Linked DNA regions of Homo sapiens: region 2 is linked to region 1. A link is an interaction called in ENCODE POLR2A ChIA-PET data of the cell type or tissue named here. Cell type or tissue: PC-9. All regions are shown on one strand. Each heading gives the region's core, and the rest is flanking DNA. Links, peaks and the distances in the headings are about the cores only.

Evidence for each region. ChIA-PET counts read pairs that join two places held together with the same protein. Peaks named below come from ENCODE experiments on the same cell type or tissue, not always from the same donor. Only the 100,000 strongest peaks of a DNase experiment are listed, where the experiment ranks them.
Region 2: POLR2A ChIA-PET joins it to region 1 with 20 read pairs; 16 of 35 experiments call an interaction of 5 or more read pairs at or near these places.

What each region holds. Positions count from the first base shown.
Region 1 is chr15:74,769,950-74,772,851 of GRCh38, reverse strand. No RefSeq gene overlaps it. Among named protein-coding and RNA genes, the nearest start is that of CSK, 11 kb to the left of the region's middle. RefSeq lists enhancers at 147-860, 861-1,576. In PC-9, for the core only: a CTCF peak has its summit at 1,612 (motif pointing left); a DNase peak (open chromatin) is centred at 1,631.
Region 2 is chr15:74,864,841-74,867,742 of GRCh38, reverse strand. All of the region lies in intron 1 of SCAMP2 (secretory carrier membrane protein 2), which reads left to right. Among named protein-coding and RNA genes, the nearest start is that of SCAMP2, 7.1 kb to the left of the region's middle. RefSeq lists an enhancer at 1,252-2,183. In PC-9, for the core only: no CTCF peak of the experiment used is centred there; a DNase peak (open chromatin) is centred at 1,482; H3K27ac peaks cover 1,084 bases.

The DNA.
Region 1 (2,902 bases), core at 268-2,767:
CTGGAGTGTAGTAGAGCGATCTTGGCTCCCTGCAAGCTCCATCTCCCAGGTTCAAGTGATTCTCCTGCCTTAGCCTCCTGAGTAGCTGGGACTACAGGCGTGTGCCACTATGCCTGGCTAATTTTTGTATTTTCAGTAGAGATGGGGTTTCACCATGTTGGCCGGGCTGGTCTTGAGAAATCCTGACCTCAAGTGATCCACCTGCCTCGCCCTCCCAAAGTGCTGGGATTACGGTGTGAGCCACCGAACCCAGGGCCGATCCTTTTTTTTTTTTTCTGAGACAGGGTCTTGCTCTGTCACCCAGGCTGGAGTACAGTGGTGCGATATCAGCTCACTGCAACCTCTGCCTCCTGGGCTCAAGCAATCCTCCTACCTCATCCTCCCGAGTAGCTGGGACTACAGGTGCATGCCACCACGCCCAGCTAATTTTTGTATTTTTAGTAGAGACGGGGTTTCACCATGTTGGCCGGGATCGTCTCGATCTCTTGACCTCATGATCTGTCTGTGTTGGCCTCCCAAAGTGTTGGGATTACAGGAGTGAGCCACCGCGCCCAGCCTGGGGCCAGTTCTTATCCCCTAAAGATTCCCACCCTCACCCCGCAGCCAGGTTGCCTCCTGCAGCCTGCAGCCCTCAGCGACTCCAAGTCCTCTGCAGCTGGTGGTGTAGCCAGCTCTCAATGCCTGTCTCCACCAAGTGACCAGCCAGCAGTGTGTTTGGCAGCTCACTGAGGAGGCCCACCAGGTGGGCTGCTGGGAGCCAGCCCCTTGCGTGGGGCCTGGCGCGGGTGCTGACACCCACCTCCACCCCCCGCTTTGCTGAATGAGTGAGGATAGATGTTGGGGAGACAGGACCAAAGCTTGGGATGAGTCAGGCCGGCTAGGGCCAGGATGTGTGACTGGGGCCCAGGGAGATGATGTTTGCTGGCAGTGCCCTGTTCCAGCCGCACTGGAGCCCTTACTTTCCCTGGGTGACTGCCCTATTCCCAGCTTGGTTCTCTGTCTTTGTGAGCGGGGCATTTATTTTCTGCTAATGTTAGCTGGAGGTCAGTCTCTGTTGTTTGTGACTTAGAAGCCTGACTGGTGCCCCCTGACCCCACCCCCATCATGGCGGGTGGGAAGATGAGGTCAGGTCTTGCGTTTGAAGTGCCAGATTCACAGCAATTAGACAAAGGCCATTGTCTTCCCTTGCACTCTGGGTGATTACTCGCCTCCTGCCTCTTTCAGAATCTAGAATTCAGGCCTGGCTTGGTGGCTCACGCCTGTAATCCCAGCACTTTGGGAGGCCGAGGTGGGCGGATCACTTGAGCTCAGGAGTTTAAGACCAGCCTGGCCAACGTGGTGAAACCCTGTCTCTACTAAAAATACAAAAAATTAGCCAGGCGTGATAGTGCACGCCTGTAGTCCCAGCTACTCAGAGACTGAGGCAGGAAAATCGCTTGAACCCAGGAGGTGGAGGTTGCAGTGAGCGGAGATTATGCCACTGCACTCCAGCCTGGGCGACAGAGCGAGACTCCATCTCAAAAAAAAAGAGAAAATCTAGAATCCAGTCTGGTCTCTGGTGGCGCTGGGCTGTTGGTCTACTCGGGTCTGAGGGGGAACAGCGCCTCCTGGTGGCCACAACACAGAGCTCAAGGGGAAGGAATGAGAGAGCGACAGAGAGGCAGGCAAGGTCACACTGCCCTGTCGGGCAGGCTCAGAGGCACGCCTGGAGAGCAGGCGCATGTCTGCTCTGGGAAAGATGAGCCGTTTGGCTCCTGGGAGGACCATGTCCCAGGCTTACCTAGGGCTGGAGCCAGAGCTGACTGTTCCCGATTGCGAGCATCACAGGGCAGGTCCTGGGTGGATGAGGGCAGGGAGCTGGAAGGGGCCCCATTTGGCTGTGGAATAACTTTTCTAGAGGAGGTGCTGGGGGGTGGGTGAGCCAGATCAGCATATGGCTGCTGGGACCCCACAGGGCCCCCTACCGTGGGCTGCTCCCTGATTTGAAGGCCACCACCACGCTGGCCCCTGGGGATCCTGGATTGGCCTCAGTGTTGCTGACATCCTCAGATTTTCCTGAGTAATAAGAGCAAAGTGAGGACAGGTAGGAAGGCACACTTTGTTGAACACCTACTGTGTGCTGGGTGTTTGCACATTTGCTCTCATTTGATCATCTTCCTTCAAGGAAAACAGTAGCATCTAGATCTTAACTGTAGGGCAAGGGAGACCCACAGAGGGTGATTTACAGAACCACCCCAGAGCCTGAACTCTTTTTCCTGCCCCATGAGGAGGTCACCAGATGGCAGCTGCAGAGACCCCAGGCCCCAGGTCCTAGGTTTGCTCGGCAGTGAAGGGCTGCAAGTTGGGGGAGATGTTTGCCTTCTGCCTGCCAGCCCTCCATGTAGACCTTCAGAAGCTTCTGGTGCAGGGACCATCTCCTGCTGGACATGGTTGGGGTAGGAGGGTCTGGTTGCAACAGTCCTGGACCTTGAGGTGGGAGGCAGAGATAGGGCACAGGTGGAGGCAGGGCCAGGAAGGAGGAGCATGACATAGCAGGCTGGGGTCAAACTCCTGACTTCACAGTCTGCCCTGAGCCTTCTCCGCAGCTTTTGGCTTGGTCCAGGCCCTTTGAGGGGAATGCCAAGTTGGAGTGTCATGTGTTGCCCCAGTCACTTCTGCATGGGCTCCAAGAGCCACCAGCAAGCTTGAGGCCAGATCCAACTCCGCAAATGACTAGAGGTGTCATCCTGGGCAAGTGACCTCCTGCGCCTCTGTCCCCATCTGCCCAGTGGGCATTAGCACATCGCTATCACAGCGAGCTTTAAGGACTAAGTGGGACAAAGTGCCAGGAGGGACCTGGCATGGAGCAGGTGCTCGGGGAACTTCGGCTGATTCTCAAGTGAAAGCAGAAGCAAGGGGGCAG
Region 2 (2,902 bases), core at 108-2,607, 95 kb before region 1:
TGGCTGCTTCCCAAGGATTTGAAATATTTCTCTCCTGTGGAAGGAAGAAGTGGTGGCAGAAACGTGATTTGGGTGTGAACAAAGTTACTTGAATTTCCCTGTGCAGACAGTGGGACCTTCCCAGAGAGGGTTGGCCCCAGCTTGACCATAACTTTGGGAATTCTTGGAATAACCAGATGGACCTGGTAGAACTTTCCTGTGTAACAGAGCATTGTCTCAAGAAATTTGAAAATGGCAGGGTTCTTACAGCTTCACTGTGACTACAGACAGCTGCCCAGATAGGATTCCTGCCTTTATGGTTGGCACCTGGAGCCAGGCTGGGTGTTAAAACTTGGGTAGAGAGATAGGTGAACTTTGACTCTTCCGTTAAGTCTTCTTTGGAAACACTTGGGGTAAGATAATCTTAATTTCAGAGAAATGGTAATATTTAACCAGGACAAACAAGGGGTACTTGCTGTTCATTCAGAGAAGAGTGCTGTGCACATTTGCAAACTGTGACCCATCCAGCAAGTGCTGCTTTGAGATGTTCACGTTAGTGCACATCACTGAGGTCATGCTGCTCTGCAGGCCTGTGCAGGAGACCATGGTAAATGAGCACAGTATGTGATCAATGGCTTCTGGCAGGAGAGCTAAGAAATACTCACTGAGGCTGGGGCGCAGTGGCTCACGCCTGTAATCCCAGCACTTTGGGAGGCCAAGGCGGGCGGATCACAAGGTCAGGAGTTCGAGACCAGCCTGGCCAATATGGTGAAACCCCATCTCTACTAAAAATGCAAAAATTAGCCAGGCGTGATGGCGGGCACCTGTAGTTCCAGCTACTCGGGAGGCTGAGGCAGGAGAATCGCTTGAACCCGGGAGGCGGAGGTTGCAGCGAGCCGAGATTGCACCACTGCCCCCCAGCCTGCATGACAGAGCGAGACTCCATCTCAAAAAAAAAAAAAAAAGAAAGAAAATAAATGCTCACTGAGAGTGACAGCACATCACAAGTGGGATCAGGGCAGTGTCCAAAGGAGCTGGGAGGGCTCTCAGGAGGAAGGGCAGAGACCTGTGGCACAGAGGGCTTGGACTGAAAGCAGAAAGCCTGGCAGATGGGAAAACAGGGTTATTCATTTATTTTTTGAGACAGAGTCACACTCCCGAGTAGCTGGGATTACAGGCGTGCACTAGCATGCCTGGCTAATTTTTGTATTTTTCGTAGAGGTGGGGTTTCAACCACGTTGGTCAGGCTGGTCTCAAACTCCTGATCTCAGGTGATCCACCCACCTCGGTCTCCCGGAATGCTAGGATTACAGGTGTGAGCCACCACGCCCGGCCAGAAAACAGAGTATTTTTGGGTGAAGTAGTGCCAAGAACCAAAAGTCGCTCCTGCTTGCTGTCATCCCTGTACTCCTGTGTCCACTCTTACCCCTGCACCCCCAGGCATGTCCTCACTCTTAGATCTTAATGGTCTCTTAGGGAGTCATGAGCCTGGGATGCGTCTGCTGCTTGTGACTCACATGCTTGTTTGGCCAGTCTCTTGAAATTCTCTCCATCCTTGGCCTCTTTTATCCTGATAATTCTCACCTTCCTCAGCCTGTTTTCACTTCCTGTCTCATACATTTAGGAGTATTCCAGAGTTCTTTTTTTGTTTTTATTCATGCTATTGGAAGTTCAGAACTTAAACTTTGTCTTTCTTTTTTTTCTTTTCTTTTCTTTTCCTCCCCTCCCCTCCCCTCCCTCCCTCCTTTCCTTCCTTCCTTCCTTCCTTCCTTCCTTCCTTCCTTCCTTCCTTCCTTCCTTCCTTCCTTCCTTCGAGACAGAGTCTCACTGTGTTGCCTAGGCCGAAGTGCAGTGGCACAATCACGGCTCACTGCAGCCTCAATCTCCTAGGCTCCAGAAATCCTCCCATCTCAGCCTCCCAAGTAGCTGGGACTACAGGCAAACACCATCGTGCCTGGCTTTTTTTTTTTTTTTTTTTGGAGAAATGAGGTCTCACTTTGTTGCCCAGGCTAGTCTCGAACTCCTGGATTCAAGCAATCCTGCCTCAACCTCCCAAAGTGCTGGGTTTACCCTGTTCTCACTTTATACCTTCATTTCTATGACTTCAGAATAGCATCCACATTTCAGCGATCCCAGATCTAGATCTCTAGTTCTCAGCTTCCTCCTGAGCTCAGACCACTATTTCAAACTCACACCTGCACCTTCCCAATCCTTCCAACCAGAAATATTCCACAGCTATCTCCAACCTGACTCAATATCTTCTCGGATCCTCTCCCTACCCCACCACACCCACCCTTGAAAAACCTGTTCCTCCTCTCCCACAGTCACTTATTTTGGGCACTCCTTTCTTTCTTTTTTCTTTTCTTTTCTTTTTTTTTTTTTTGAGACAAAGTCTTGCTCTGTTGCCCAGGCTGGAGTGCAGTGGTGCTATCTTGGCTCACTGCAACCTCTGCCCCCTGGGTTTAAGCGATTCTCCTGCCTCAGCCTCCCAAGTAGCTGGGACTACAGGCGCATGCCACCACGCCCGGCTAATTTTTGTATTTTCAGTAGAGATGGGGTTTCACTATGTTGGCCAGGCTAGTCTCAAACTCCTGACCTCAGGTGATCCACCTGCCTTGGCCTCCCAAAGTGCTGGGATTACAGGCGTGAGCAACTGTGCCTGGCCTTTTTTTTTTTTTTTTTTTTTTTTGAGATAGAGTCAGGGTGGAGTGCAGTGGTGTGATCTCAGCTCACTGCAGCCTCCACCTCTCCTGGGTTCAAGCAATTCTTCTGCCTTAGCCTCCTGAGTAGCTGGGATTGCAGGAATGTGCCACCACGCCCGGCTAATTTTTGTATTTTTAGTAGAGATGGGGTTTCACCATGTTGGCCAGACTGGTCTCAAACTTCTGACCTCTAGTGATCCACCTGCCTCACCCTCCCAAAG